Regions from separate parts of the Homo sapiens genome. Here all the other regions are linked to region 1. Evidence: chromatin contacts called from ENCODE Hi-C or POLR2A ChIA-PET data. All regions are on one chromosome and are shown on one strand. Each heading gives the region's core, a stretch centred on a gene start or an enhancer-like site at or near the end of the contact. The rest is flanking DNA. Distances are from core to core; before and after follow the strand shown.

Region 1 (4,739 bases), core at 1,232-3,731:
ACATAGCGAGAAAGAACAACAACAACAAAAAGTAACATTGGTTTTTATTTTGAAAGAGAAAGGAAGCCATCTCCTGTCTTAATTTTCCATTAAAAAATATTAGGCATGCTATTATTTTTTTTTTTTTTTTGAGACAGTCTCTCGCTCTGTTGCCTAGGCTGGAGTACAGTGGCACGATCTTGGCTTACTGCAAAATCCGCCTCCTGGGTTCAAATGATTCTCCCACCTCAGCCTGCCAAGAAGCTGAGATTACAGGTGCCTGCCACCACGCCTGGCTACTTTTTGTATTTTTAGTAGAGACGGGGTTCCACCATGTTGGCCAGGCTGGTCTCAAACTCCTGACCTCAGGTGATCCACCTGCCTTCGCCTCCCAAAGTGCTGCGATTACAGCATGAGCCACCGTGCCCGGCCAGTCAGGCATGCTATTTTTATTTGTCAAATTTTTTTAAAACTTTACATTGTGAAGCTCTGCCAAGAGCAATGGCTCACGCCTGTAATCCCAGTGCTTTTGGGAGTCTGAGGCCAGAGGATCACTTGAGGCCAGGAGTTCAAAACCAGCCTGGGCAACATAGCAAGATCCCATCCCTACGAAAAAAAAATTGTGAAGCTCTACTAATCATATAATGGACACAAAGACAAATGGAACTTCAACTCTGAAATTTAACTTGTTAGGAGTTCATCAGGCCTTCAAGAAAAAAGTTATCTTTTCTCTCAACTCTCTGGAGAACAGCAACAGGGTAAGAAAAATACAACTAAAAACTGAACTGAATTAATCTAACCGGCCACTTTTCACCACTATTTAAACTTTTTGTCTTTCCCGGCGCGGTGGCTCAAGCCTACCACTTTGGGAGGCCAAGGCAGGTGGATCACTTGAGCCCAGGAGTTCCAGACCAGCCTGGGCAGCAAGGTGAAACCCGTCTCTACAAAAATCAGCCAGGAGTGGTGGCTCATGCCTGTACTCCCAGCTACTTGGGGGACTGAGGTAGGAGGACGGCTTGAGGCCAGGAGGCAGAGGTTGCATTGAGCCGAAAAGGAACCACTACACTCCATTCTGGGTGACAGACTGAGACCCTGTCTCAAAAAACAAAATACAACCTTTTGTCTTGATACCCCAGCAACAAAAAGGGGGGCGGGGGTGGGGGGGGAATATTGGTGGAACAACAACAAAAAAAAGCATTAGGAAGAAGAGCCACAAATAATTCAACTGCAAATCTATCTAAAAATACAAGAAAATGCTAGGAATTTGTGATATTCCTGAAGTGAAACCTGTCACTTTCCTCCTTCCTTGAGTCTCCACGTGGCTTACGCATATCAGACAGGACTCAGGCTTCTCAATCTTAGTTATCTATTTGAACAACATTATGTACAAGGATATTCATCCAACTGGGATCTGAATTCAAACTTTTCCACTTTTCTTTCTTCCGTTTTAACGCAGTTCTGGGATTGTTATTCGGTCATTTCTCATCATTATCCAATGACAATTCACTCTAAGTCAGTATTCCTGGTAGTTCCGAGACTTAATGGCCACAAATGTTGAAAAATGTTAGCTCTACGGGAAAACGAATCGAAGCGTTTTCAGGGGCTCGAGTAGTTATGAGCTTAGTGTAGGCCCAAGTTTTAAGCTATAGAAACATCTCCCTGTATGTGCCAACTCAAATCCCCGTCCCTGTAAGAAACCTGGACACCAGCATGATTTTAAACACTTCTACACCTCTCCGTCCTATTTTTCCATGCTCCACGCTCGAAGGAAAACCGCCACCCAAGAAACACACGGAGCTAGCCACCCCGAAGCACTGGAAGGGCGCAATAGTTTTTAGGTCACCCCGCAAAGGCCACAGGTGGCGCCACCCCCCTGCCCCCGCACCGCCGCCCTCCGCCCCGCGCCCCCAGCTTCTCTCCAGCAGCGCACACTTGGAGCAGTCCTTCCCGCGGCCATCCGACCCTGACCCATCGTCCCCGGGACCGGCTGCCGGGCGCGAGGAACCCAGGCCGCGGGGCCTCCTCGCGCCCGCCCGTGCGGCCGCCACGCCCCCTCCCCACAGGCCGTCCGGGCCGCCCGCCCCCTCGGCCGGGAGGTGGCCTCACCTCGCACGGGCCTTGGCGGGGAGGGCGCCCACGTCTCCGCCCGCCGCCCGGGCCCACGGCCGCTCGGCTGCGGCTCGGCCCCGACGGCCGGCGGCGGCGCGCTTCTGGGGGCGGGCTTTTCTCGGCCGGGGCTTCCCCGGGGCCGAGGGCTGGGAAGCAGGGGGGACTGGGACGGGGGAGGGGAAAGGGGCTTGGGAAGGAGGGGGGAGAGGGGAAGAAAAGGGGGGAACCAAACCCGGAAAGGGAGAAAAGGGGGGAGGGGAAAATCAGAAGGGGAAGAAAAGCCCAGAGTCCGCCCCCCGCTGCGGCTGCGCGCTACGTCACTACGTCCGGCGTTGTCGTCACCTCGTCCTGCGTTCCGGCCGTCCCTGCTTCCTGGCTTCCCGCGTGCCCCTCAGCAGCCCTGCGGGGCCTACCGCCTGCCGCACGCACTCCCGCCGGCGCGCGCGCACTCGCACTCGCTCGCTCGCCCTCTCCTCCTTCCGCGTTACCTGTGTCAGGACACCAATCCGGAGTCACTGGGAGCCTCGGTCCTCCTTAAACCCTTCAAGTCTGTCAGATAGAATACCCTGGATTTCAATATAATACTAATAGTGATCATTCTAAAGTAATTTCCATTTACAGAGCACTTTCACTTAGGGCAGTAACTCCTGTACCAAAAGAACGTACACTCGGTATTTGTTGCATACGTGGATAACTATAGTTGAGCAGGTAAATGTCCATTTTACGTAAAGATGAAAAAAACCGACCTAGGAGGAACTCAGTCTGTCCTATTAAGATCACATTCTTACCATCATCCCCTCTCTAAGATACAGTTCTCAAAAATCGTCTTAAATGTCCAGCCTCCCCCGTTTTGTCCATTCTAGGCAGAATCAATTTAGTTATTGATTATGTGTGTGTGGATAATTTACTGACCAAACTCCCTCAAAGAAGCAATGTAGTCTTTTGTAGAATTCGACCATTAAATATTTACCTTGTGACAGAAACTGCGGTAGGCAAAAAAAGTCAAATAATTATAGTACAATTTAAGTGCTATAATAGAAAGGTTTAAATGTGCTATGGAAACACAAGGAACAGCAATTCGTTCTTAGCGGTAAAAGAGATTGAGTAAGTTACAGAGAAACTACAGGTGAAACTCCAGCTAATCTTGAGACTATAAATAGTTCACTAGAGAGGTAAGAATGGAGATTCCAGCAAAGTCATAGAGGCATGAAGTTCATCTTTCCTTCAAGGATGAGCAAGTTCCAGGTTGGTTGGCGTTTTTTGTTTGTTTGTTTGTTTGTTTTATTTATTTTGAGATGGGGTCTCGCTTTGTCACCCAGGCAACTAGATTGCAGTGGTGCAATGTCGGTTCACTACAACCTTCACCTCTCAGGTTCAAGTGATTCTCCTGCCTCAGCGTCCGGAGTAGCTGGGACTACAGGCACGCACCATCACACCCGGCTATTTTTTGTATTTTTAGTAGAGACGGGGTTTTGCCATGTTGGCCAGGCTAATCTCGAACTCCTGGCCTCAGGTGATCCACCCGCCTCGGCCTTCCAAAGTTCTGGGATTACAGGTGTGAGCCACCTTGCCCAGCCCTCTCTCCTGGTCATCACTGCCTCCTGCCCCCAAATTCTCTCAACCCTCTAGAGAACAACAACGGGGGAAGAAAAATACAACTGAACTGAACTGATCTAACCTGCCACTTTTCACCACGATTTAAACTTTTTGTCTTGGCCGGGCGCAGTGGCTCACACCTAGCACTTTGGGAGGCCAAGGCAGGTGGATCATTTGAGCTCAGGAGTTCCAGACCAGGCAGTGATGACCAGTAGGAAATAATAGCTAATATTTGTATTATGTGTATGTAAGTACAATATAAAATGTGTAGCATTCTACATCTATTGTTAGTATCAAATCCTCAATACAATAGGTACTATTATTATACCTGTTTTATAGATGAGGAAACCTGAGGCACAATAATGAAACCAAAGTTCCAGATTTTTTTTTATTTTTTTTGAGACGGAGTCTTGCTCTGTCGCCCAGGCTGGAGTGCAGTGGCATGATCTCAGCTCACTGCAACCTCCACCTCCCGGGTTCAAGTGATTCTCCTGCCTCAGCCTCTCAGGTAGCTGGGACTACAGGCATGTGCCACCACGCCCGGCTTATTTTTATTTTATTTATTTTTTTATTTTTCTTTGGTATTTTTAGTACAGATGGGGTATCACCATGCTGGCCAGGCTCGTCTCGAACTCCTGACCTCAAGTGAACTGCCCACTTCAGCCTCCCAAAGTGCTGGAATTACAGACGTGAGCCATCACGCCCAGCCTACAAGCACATTTTTAAGGGCAAAAAAGAAGGAGACAGGGAGTAGACTGATACAAAGTTGTCGGGTATTCTTGTTGGTTTACAGAAATAACATTGATTAGTGATTGGCTATAGATTGTTAAGCTATAGGATCTAGGTTATAGTGTCCAGTGCAGCATTATTATGTTAATTTATAGTTACTTGTGGCAATAGCAAGCAATTTCAAGAGATGAATACATAGCTCAAAAGCAGGAAGTAGGACATGATTGCCCTCTCATTTTATTTATTTATTTTTTATTTATTTTTTTGAGACAGGCTCTCACTCTATTTCCCAGGCAGGTGTGCAGCAGTACAATTACAGCTCACTG
Region 2 (4,739 bases), core at 809-3,308, 1.5 Mb before region 1:
TATAAAGGCCAAATGATAGCGGGGGCTAAGTTGGTGCTTTTGAGAACCAAGTAAAACAAAACCACTGGGAGGAGTCTATTTTAAAGAATTCGGTTGAAAAAATAGATCCAATCAGTTTATACCCTAGTTAGTGTTTTGCCTCACCTAATAGGCTGGGAGACTGAAGACTCAGCCCGGGTGGGGCTGCAGAAAAATGATTGGCCCCAGTCCCCTTGTTTGTCCCTTCTACAGGCATGAGGAATCTGGGAGGCCCTGAGACAGGGATTGTGCTTCATTCCAATCTATTGCTTCACCATGGCCTTATGAGGCAGGTGAGAGATGTTTGAATTTTTCTCTTCCTTTTAGTATTCTTAGTTGTTCAGTTGCCAAGGATCCCTGATCCCATTTTCCTCTGACGTCCACCTCCTACCCCATAGGAGTTAGAAGTTAGGGTTTAGGCATCATTTTGAGAATGCTGACACTTTTTCAGGGCTGTGATTGAGTGAGGGCATGGGTAAAAATATTTCTTTAAAAGAAGGATGAACAATTATATTTATATTTCAGGTTATATCCAATAGTAGAGTTGGCTTTTTTTTTTTTTTTTTGGTCATAGTGGGTGGATTTGTTGCCATGTGCACCTTGGGGTTTTGTAATGACAGTGCTAAAAAAAAAAAGCATTTTTTTTTTATGATTTGTCTCTGTCACCCTTGTCCTTGAGTGCTCTTGCTATTAACGTTATTTGTAATTTAGTTTGTAGCTCATTAAAAAAATGTGCCTAGTTTTATAGTTCATCTCTTTCCTCCTCTTATTTACTGAAAGAATGGTGGGAGACAGAATATGAATGTGTGTATGTGATCATTGATTTCAGACCCCTTTTCCTAATCTCTCTGTGCATGGCTGCCCACCCCACCCCATTTTGGCTAGTGCTGACGGTGAACAAAGTGGTTATTATCATCCCTATTTATGGCTGGGGAAACTGAAGCCTATATACTTCCTACTTCACTTTCTCCACACACCAGCAAACCTCCTTTCCCCCAGCCAACATACCACACACACACCACACCACACACACATCACATACACACACCACACACACATCATATACACACATATACCACACACACCACGTATACATATACCAAATACACACACACCACATACACACCATATATGCACACACACCCCATACATACACACACCCATGCACATACATAGCGGCAGGAAGAGGGCTCCCGGGGAATTTGCCTTTCGACACTGCATTTCCCAGTAAGCCCGCCGTTTTTCCTTTCTGTTTCATATCACAGACAGAAAAGTTTTCCAAAGATTCTTTTATTTACATTTACATACGATTCTGAAAAAGCGTCTCCAAGCTACCACTTCTTGTAGTTGCCATTGTCTCATTCCACCAAAAAACATCTCAGACCGCCCGCGGCCACCCCAAATACGCCTGTCCACTGAAGCCTCACTAAAAGGAGGAAGCGCTGATGTCAGGGTTACTTAAATTCCCAGGCTCCGGATCCCTAGAAGAGGTATTTCCCTTTACGCCCGCGAATTTGTCATAGAAGGCAGGGCACTAGAGCCAGCCCCAGCCAAGTCCAGGGGGAGGGGCGAAGGTCAGTAGCGGCCTTCCTAAGGCTTCCTTCAACCCCTCCTTGCCTGCCAGTCAAGTACCGTATTTTCGCAGTACTGGTTAAAGTTTCACTTTGACCCGCCTCCATCACTCACCTGATTAGATGTTTATGAGTCAAAAGGCGGGGTCATGGGGTGTCGAGATTTTATTGGTGGATACATACGCCTGTCGGCAGTGTACCGCCCCCTGTCTTCAGGAGCTTGCTCTTTAATGGCTCCTTACCTCGTCCATCTTCGAGGTTTCTCCCTCGCTATTGGCTTGTGGCCCCGCCTGTCGCGTCCCTTGCTCGTACTTGTTGGTGACAGCGCCCAAAGAGACTCGCCTTTCTCCAGAGGATTGGTGGATGAGTGCACATATAGCCCACCCTCGAAGGTAGGCGGGTAATCGAGCTATTGGCTGGAGCCCCGCCCCAGGGCGAGGAGGAGAAGGAGGGGCAGGAGGGTTTGGTTGAGCTGCAGCTGTTTGTCTGTTCGACACAGGCTTGGGGCCGACGGGGGAGACGGAGCCCCAGGTACCGAGCTGATGGAGCCCAAAGGGCAGGGGCGGAAGCGCCCGGGAGATGAGAGCAGCCTGGCCTGAGAGCGGAGGCGGGTCTGGTCCTAAGCGAGGGGTTAGAGTGGCCCACCGGAGAGGGGAGAAGGGGGCCGGGCCCCGGCAGGCCTAATGGGGGTCGCTGAGGAGGGGACTGGGCGGCCTGGGACCCCGAAGTTGGTGAGTCGGGAAGGCGGCTGGGCTGTGGCGGCGGCCAGGCCGAGGGCCGGGGGCTGGAGGCCTGGAGCTTGAGTGAGGGCAGGGGCAGGCCTCATTAAGCAGCGCTGAAGAGGGAGGAGCTGGGGAAAGGAACAGGGCAGCGGGTGAGGTAAGCCCATTTGCCGGGAGGTGAGGAGGGTCAGACCTGTCGCCCGAGCCCCGGGGGTGACTGGGGCTGGGTCCCTGCAGAGAGGTTCATTGGAAGGGCCTGAGAAGGGTTCTTAGTTGGGTAAGAAGCGTTCTTTTCAGGGAAAGTGCCTATTGTAAAAAGAACTGAGGGTGCTATGGTGTTGAGCTGAGAGAGATTTGGGTTCAGTGAGGGAGAACTGGGGAAAATGAAGAAGGCTGTATTAATCTAGAAGACTAAGGTAGTTGAAGTAATGGAAGCAGGGCCTGGTATCAGTTATGGGAACTTCTGGGAATGCTGAAGGGTGGGCTGGGGGCTCTGGGTCTTGGGAGTACACACTCTTTTGTTCCCTTTAGTGTTTAGATGTGGTAATTTGAAGCTTTTTAAAACTCCCAGGGTAGGGATGAAGATCAAAGTAATTTTTTTTTTTCCATGACTGTTGGCTGCTCCAAACTCAGCCCCTACACTTTCTGTTGGCCTCATAGCTGGTCTATACTGCAGTCTGTTTCTTAACTTACTGTTTCATGTCCTATGAAAGAGCTAAGAAGTTGGATTGGGGGCATGTTTTGTCCACTTCTTTCCCACTTAATAATGTGGTCTATAGCAAATACCATGTCTCCTAGAACTGAGAATCTATTTCATATCTATTTCATTATCTACATGGGAAAGGGGCTTAGAGATCCTCAGCCATCAGGAGATCTTCTGATCATAGTTGGTGAAACTTTTGTGGGACTTAGACTTGACTTGGGTATTTCCCAGGCAGGTAATGGAGTTAACAGGTCCGAAACTATGCGGTGATATCACTGAGGAAGAGATTTGGGGAAGAGTGAGAAATTCCATTTCAAAAGCTTGGCATCACCCCTTGTTCTTTGTCTACTTCAAAAGCCCAGATTTCTGTGCTGTTAGAAAGTTGGGTCAAACTATGAAGTATCTGGGGAAGATGGTGAGTAGAGAAAAAGATACAGAGGTGCAGTAGCCCACGCCTGTAATCCCAGCACTTTGGGAGGCTGAGACAGGAGGATCACTTGAGCCCGGGAGTTCGAGGGTGCAGTGAGCCATGATCTTCCCACTGCACTCCAGCCTGGGCAACAGAATGAGACCCTGTCTCCAAAAAAAAAAAAGACAAAGATTGCCAAAGCAGAGGAGTGGAGTACCCTCCTCCCCACATATTTTTAATGGTCTGCTAGCCTTCTTAGTCCCTCATAGATTGGAGCCTATTGGATTTTCCCTTACTGTACTTCCTCCTTTTCTGCGTCTCTACCAATATATTTTATCACTACATTTCTTTTTTTTTTTTTTTTTTTTTTGAGACGGAGTCTCACTGCAACCTCCACCTCCCAGGTTCAAGAGATTCTCCTGCCTCAGCCTCCCAAGTAGCTGGGACTACAGGCGTGCGCCACCACGCCCAGCTAATTTTTGTATTTTTAGTAGAGACAGGGTTTTACCATGTTGGCCAGGATGGTCTCAATCTCTTGACCTCATGATCCGCCCACCTCGGCCTCCCAAAGTGCTGGGATTACAGGCGTGAGCCACCACACCCGGCCATCACTACATTTCTTAATTACAAAAGTTAATATGTACATATTTTAAAATATGGAAGGTGTACAGCAGTTTAAGAAGTATAAATCCTCCCACACATACCTTATTCATATTTCATTTAGGAAGGTCAAGGATCAGAGACAGCAAATCAGACTAATCTTGCTTTGCTTTGGGGGATGTGTCACAAAAGGCAATTGTGTTTTCATGTTCTCATCAAACTCTAGTCTTATTCTTTCTACAGTTTTCCCTTCTGGGATGATACTCTGTTATTTATTGTGTTCCTTTCACAGTTCATTTTGTCTTCTACCAAGTCCGACAAGCAGAGGGCTGTACTGTGTGTTATTCACCTTGAGTACACACAAACACACACACCCCAAGTTGTGTGCTGGGTGTCCTAGGAAGTGCCCAAAGAGATGGAACAAAACTTTATGGGGAGAAAGGATCATTTTGGTTGGGATAATTGTTGGCATCTCTGCTAAAGAAAGGAATTTCAGACCCTTATCTCAAATTCATGGTCTCTGGATGTTCATGGTCTCTGCATGTTCACATTACTTGACTATCCCTTTCTTATCCATGATGATGATGGTTCTCCTAAGAGGCCCCTGTATTTGTCTTTCTTTTCTTTTCTTCTATTTTTAGAGACAGGGTCTTGCTTTGTCACTTAGGCTGGAGTACAGTGTGTGTCTTTCTGTAGGGATCTGAGAAGCTCCAAGC
Region 3 (4,739 bases), core at 1,561-4,060, 1.2 Mb before region 1:
CAGCCTCAACCTCCTGGGCCCAGGTGATCCAACTCAGACTCCCAAGTAGCTGGGATTACAGGCATGTGCCACCATGCCTGGCTAAATTTTTTTGTATTTTTTGTAGAGACAAGGTTTCACCATATTGCCCAGGCTGGTCTCAAACTCCCGGGCTCGGGTGATCCACCAACCTTCACCTCCCAAAGTGCTGCAATTACAGATATGAGCCACCATGCCTGGCTACAACACAGTCTTTATTTACTTTATCCCCTGCCCCTCTGCATAACCACCACACACAACACTTCTCAGGGAAAGATTTCCTGAAAGTGGAGAGCTTGACTGAAGATTTAGAAAGCAAGCAGAGGAAAGGCTTGTACTGTAATAGCATGAATTTCTTAAAACTCAACAGCAGGCACCACCATTCTCTTGCACCCACCTAGTTCTAGTCTCTCTTTTTTTTTTCTTTTTTATTTTTGGAGAGACAAGTTCTCACTATGTTGCCCAGGCTGGTCTTGAACTCCTGGCCTCAAGTGATCCTCCCACCTCAGCCTCCCAAAGTGCTGGGATTACAGGCATGAGCCACTGCACTTAGCCCAATCTCTTTCTAATTGTTGATTTCTTTCTTCCCTTCCTTTTTTTCTTTTGTTTGCCTGACTTTTTTTTTTTTTTTTTTTTGAGATGGAGTCTTGCACTGCTGCCCAGGCTGGAGTGCAGTGGTGCGATCTTGGCTCACTGCAAGCTCCGCTCCCCGGGTTCATGCCATTCTCCTGCCTCGGCCTCCTGAGTAGCTGGGACTACAGGTACCCACCACCACGCCCGGCTAATTTTTTGTATTTTTAGTAGAGATGCAGTTTCACCCTGTTAGCCAGGATGGTCTCGATCTCCTGACCTCGTGATCCACCCACCTCGGCCTCCCAAAGTGCTGAGATTACAGGCATGAGCCACCGCACCTGGCCCACCTGACTTTTATCAAGAGCATTTTTTCTCTTTCTTGCTCGCTTGCTTTCTTTTCTTTTCTTTCTTTCCTTTTTTTTTTTTTTTTTTTTTTGAGATGGAGTCTTGCTCTGTTGCTCAGGCTGGAGTGCAGTGGCACAATCTCAGCTCACTCCAACTTCCGCCTCCTGGGTTCAAGCGATTCTCCTGCCTCAGCCTCCCGAGTAGCTGGGATTAGAGGCGCCCGCCACCATACCTGGCTAATTTTTGTATTTTTAGTAGAGATAAGGTCTCACTATGTTGGCCAGGCTGGTCTTGAACTCCTGACCTCAAGTGATCTGCCCGCCTCAGCCTCCCAAAGTGCTGGGATTACAGACGTGAGCCACCATGCCTAGCCAAGAGCATTTTTTTTTTCTCCTTGAATCATGAAAAGTAGTATAGTGGTATTTAATTGCGTGGGTTTCTGTCCATGAGGTCTCACTCTTCATCAAGCGCACACTTTTCAAACAAAGATGGTTCTCTGTCCTAAGAATATCTGGTTCTTCCTACCTCGACTTCTTTCTATAAATATTAAAGGTAAAAACTATGCAGTCTTAGCCCAGAGCTTGGAATGTTAATCTCCTTTCCCAAAAATGTAGAACACAGCACTAACCACTTGTGGAAGCTACAAAGATGAACAGTGCTTCTAACTATAAACAAGGCCGAATATGATAAAGGCTCTGTGATGATTGAGTGTCAACTTGATTGGATTGAAGGAGGCAAAGTGTTGTTCCTGAGTGTCTGTGAGGGTGTTGCCAAAGGAGATTAACATTTAAGTCAGTGGACTGGAAGGAAGTGACCCAGTCTCAATGGTGGGCACCATCCAATCCGCTGCCAGCGACGCTAGAAAAAGTAGGCAGGGCTAGGCATGGTGGCTAACACCTGTAATCCCAGCACTTTGGGAAGCCGAGACGGGTGGATCACCTGAGGTCAGGAGTTCGAGACCAGCCTGGCCAACATGGCGAAACCCCATCTCTACTAAAAATACAAAAATTAGCTGGGCATGGTGGCGCATGCCTGTAATCCCAGGTACTGGGGAGGGGGGCGGGGCGGGGGTGGTGAGGCAGGAGGATCGCTTGAACCTGGGAGGCCAAGGTTGCAGTGAGCTGAGATCGTGCCACTGCACTCCAGTCTGGGCAACAGAGCGAGACTCCGTCTCAAATAAATAAATAAATAAATAAATAAATAAATAAATAAATAAAAGTAAAAGTAGGTGGAAGAAGCTGACTTGCTGAAGTCTTCCGGCCTTCGTCTTTCTCTCATGCTGGATGCTTCCTGCCCTCGAACATCAGACTCCAAGTTCTTCAGCTTTTGGACTCTTGGACTTACACCAGTGGTTTGCCAAGGGCTCTCGGGGCTTTGGCCACAGACTGAAGGCTGCACTGCCGGCTTCCCTACTTTTGAGGTTTTGGGCCTTGGACTGATCCACCACTGGCCTCCTTGCTCCTCAACTTGCAGACGGCCTAATGTGAGACTTTACCTTGTGATCCTGTGAGGCAATTCTTAATAAACTCCCTTTCATATATACATTTATCCTATTCACTATGTCCCTCTAGAGAACCTAAGGCTCTAACAGCGACGTTCAGAGGATCTACAGATATCTGCGGTAGACACGCCCACGAAGTCGCCTCTGTGCCTACCTATCGGGTCCTGTGACCACAGGCGACCTCAGTCCCCGAACCATCTTTGCAGCTTCTCAAACGCACACCCCAGTGCCCTTTCTCGCCACAGGTGTGAAACTACATCTCCCGACAGGCGGCGTTGTCCCCTTCCTTCCTTCCTTCCTCTCCCAGGCCCGAGCCATGGCAACAGCGTGACGTGGGGGTACCGAGATCTGCGGGAGCAGCGGTCCCGGCTTCAGTTCTAGCCTACCCGGCAGCCTGGACGGGAGCAAGGCGAGAGGTGCTGCCGCCTCCCGTCGCCCCTGCGCTCAGAGGTCCCGAACCAGCCCAGCCGCTGCCTCTTGCCGCTCCGCCTTTGGAGTGAGGAGGGCGCAGCCCGCGTCAGAACTTAGAGGGCCAGGCAGGGTCGCGCGCATGGCCTGGGCGGGCTCGCGGCGGGTCCCAGCTGGGACGCGCGCGGCAGCCGAGCGCTGCTGCCGGCTCTCGCTCAGCCCGGGCGCGCAACCGGCCCCGCCCCCAGGCCCTCTGCCACCGCCGCGACCAATGAGGTGAGAGGGAGGTGACCGCGGCTGAGGGCAGGGGGTCGCTGCGAACCCCGGGGTTCCGCGGTGGAGGGGTGCTATACTGGGATGCAGGCGCGGCGGGGACTGGCAGCAATCATGCCCTGGGAGCTAACGTAGAGCTTTGGATAATGCTTTTGCAAGTTGTACGAGAAGGGAAGTTCTCGGGGTGAGTGTCCAACCTCTTCTTGGCCCTCGCGGGCGCCCTGGGGTCCCCGGGGACAGTGATGCTTCCTTAAAGTCTTAGCTTTCAGCAGTAGTGTAGGCCCAGTCAAAGGCAACTGGCGCTTCCCACACACCCCTTTTTCTCATCCCCCTCACCCCGCCCCCAGCCCTGTCCTTAGCTGCCCTCGACCTTTTGCACTCGTGACTCCCTGGCCAGAGAGAGCCTAGCGGGCTGCAGCAGGTGCTGGGGGGAAAGCTTGTTTGGACGACCTTCGTCTGGGATGCACTCTTCTTCTCCTTCACCTACAAATGATAGAGGATTACGAAGAACTATACGGTTGGCTCCTCTTTCCTTTGGCCTTAGGTTTCTGACCTCCTGCAGCCTCCTCTTGCCTCGGGCTGCCCAGATCTTGGCGGCTGAGGCTGGCTTACCTTCGAGCCGTTCCTTCATGGGATTTGCTGCTCCCTTCACCAACAAGCGAAAGGCTTACTCGGAGCGTAGAATCATGGGGTAAGCATTCTCTGCCTTGCATCCTTGCACCTCCCTTTTCCCTCCAAATAACCCTGTCCAGGCAAGAATGTCAGGGTATCATCGGTGGGCAAGATTCATCCCTAGCCATCCCCCTCCCCAGCTACAATACTGATCCTCAGTCCTCCCCTGCCACTCTTCCGACCTTAATTTCTCCCTTCTTGGTTGCTGTGCATGTGCTTAAGTGAAATGAGACTAGGGTTGGACTATACTTTAAGACAACAGGGCGTAGCTGGGTGCGGTGGCTCACGCCTGTAATCCCAGGACTTTGGGAGGCTGAGGCGGGCCGATCGTTTTAGGTCAGGAGTTCGAGACCAGCCTGGCCAACATGGTGAAACCCTGTCTCCACTAAAAAAAAACACACACACAAGAATCAGCCTGGCACGGTGGCGGGCGCCTTTAATCCCAGCTATTTGGGAGGCTGAGGCAGGATAATCGCTGGAACCTGGGAGGCAGAGGTTGCAGTGAGCTGAGATTGCCCCACTGCACTCCAGCCTGGGCGACAGAGCAAGACTGTCTCAAAAAACAAAACAAAAAACAGGGTGTATTTTTCTGGTGACCATTTAAAAATAATTTTTATGGGTACCTAGTATGTGTAAATTAGCAGCGTAACCTTTTTAGTATATTTTGAGCATAATAGCTAAATTATCGAGCACTTGCTACATGCTAGCAGCTTGACTTAGATGTTTTACATAGATATTTCTCATTTAATTCTCACAACAAACCTATAAATCAGGTGAGAAAATGGAGACACAGGTAATTTACCTAAGGCCACATTGTTAAAAAATTGTTAAGAGCTGGGATCTGATCCTTGTGTGATCACCAGTAAAACTGACAGCCTCTGTTCTCCCTAGATGGTCCCTCTTAAAATCAAAATAAACAATGAATGCAAAAGCATTCTGTAAACTGCAA

The links. Hi-C counts contacts between places; a loop is a spot of excess contacts on that map. ChIA-PET counts read pairs that join two places held with the same protein, here RNA polymerase II (POLR2A). Pooled maps may share reads with other maps.
Region 2: a pooled map shows a loop between it and region 1 (13-fold over the local background). The contact joins the promoter of RAB5B here to the promoter of R3HDM2-DT in region 1. A Hi-C loop is called at or near these places in 8 of 50 pooled maps. POLR2A ChIA-PET finds 5 or more read pairs at or near these places in 2 of 52 experiments (Panc1 and activated B cell).
Region 3: a map of naive thymus-derived CD4-positive, alpha-beta T cell shows a loop between it and region 1 (12-fold over the local background). The contact joins the promoter of COQ10A here to the promoter of R3HDM2-DT in region 1. A Hi-C loop is called at or near these places in 1 of 168 maps with a recorded cell type or tissue (naive thymus-derived CD4-positive, alpha-beta T cell) and 4 of 50 pooled maps. POLR2A ChIA-PET finds 5 or more read pairs at or near these places in 1 of 52 experiments (Panc1).

What each region holds. Positions count from the first base shown.
Region 1 is chr12:57,428,635-57,433,373 of GRCh38, forward strand. It overlaps R3HDM2-DT (R3HDM2 divergent transcript), which reads left to right and starts at 2,482. Exons shown (of 2, transcript NR_185976.1): 1 at 2,482-2,796. R3HDM2 (R3H domain containing 2) reads right to left here and starts at 2,409. Exons shown (of 24, transcript NM_001394031.1): 1 at 2,086-2,409. RefSeq lists an enhancer at 1,551-1,660 and a silencer at 1,841-2,310.
Region 2 is chr12:55,972,020-55,976,758 of GRCh38, forward strand. RAB5B (RAB5B, member RAS oncogene family) reads left to right here and starts at 2,059. Exons shown (of 6, transcript NM_002868.4): 1 at 2,059-2,120. It overlaps CDK2 (cyclin dependent kinase 2), which reads left to right. Exons shown (of 7, transcript NM_001798.5): 7 at 1-770. RefSeq lists an enhancer at 1,803-1,952.
Region 3 is chr12:56,264,132-56,268,870 of GRCh38, forward strand. It overlaps COQ10A (coenzyme Q10A), which reads left to right and starts at 2,811. Exons shown (of 5, transcript NM_144576.4): 1 at 2,811-3,121; 2 at 3,663-3,809. The coding sequence starts at 2,988. RefSeq lists enhancers at 1-57, 2,704-2,813, 2,882-3,381, 2,905-3,074, 3,524-3,593, a silencer at 2,914-3,243 and a cis regulatory region at 2,990.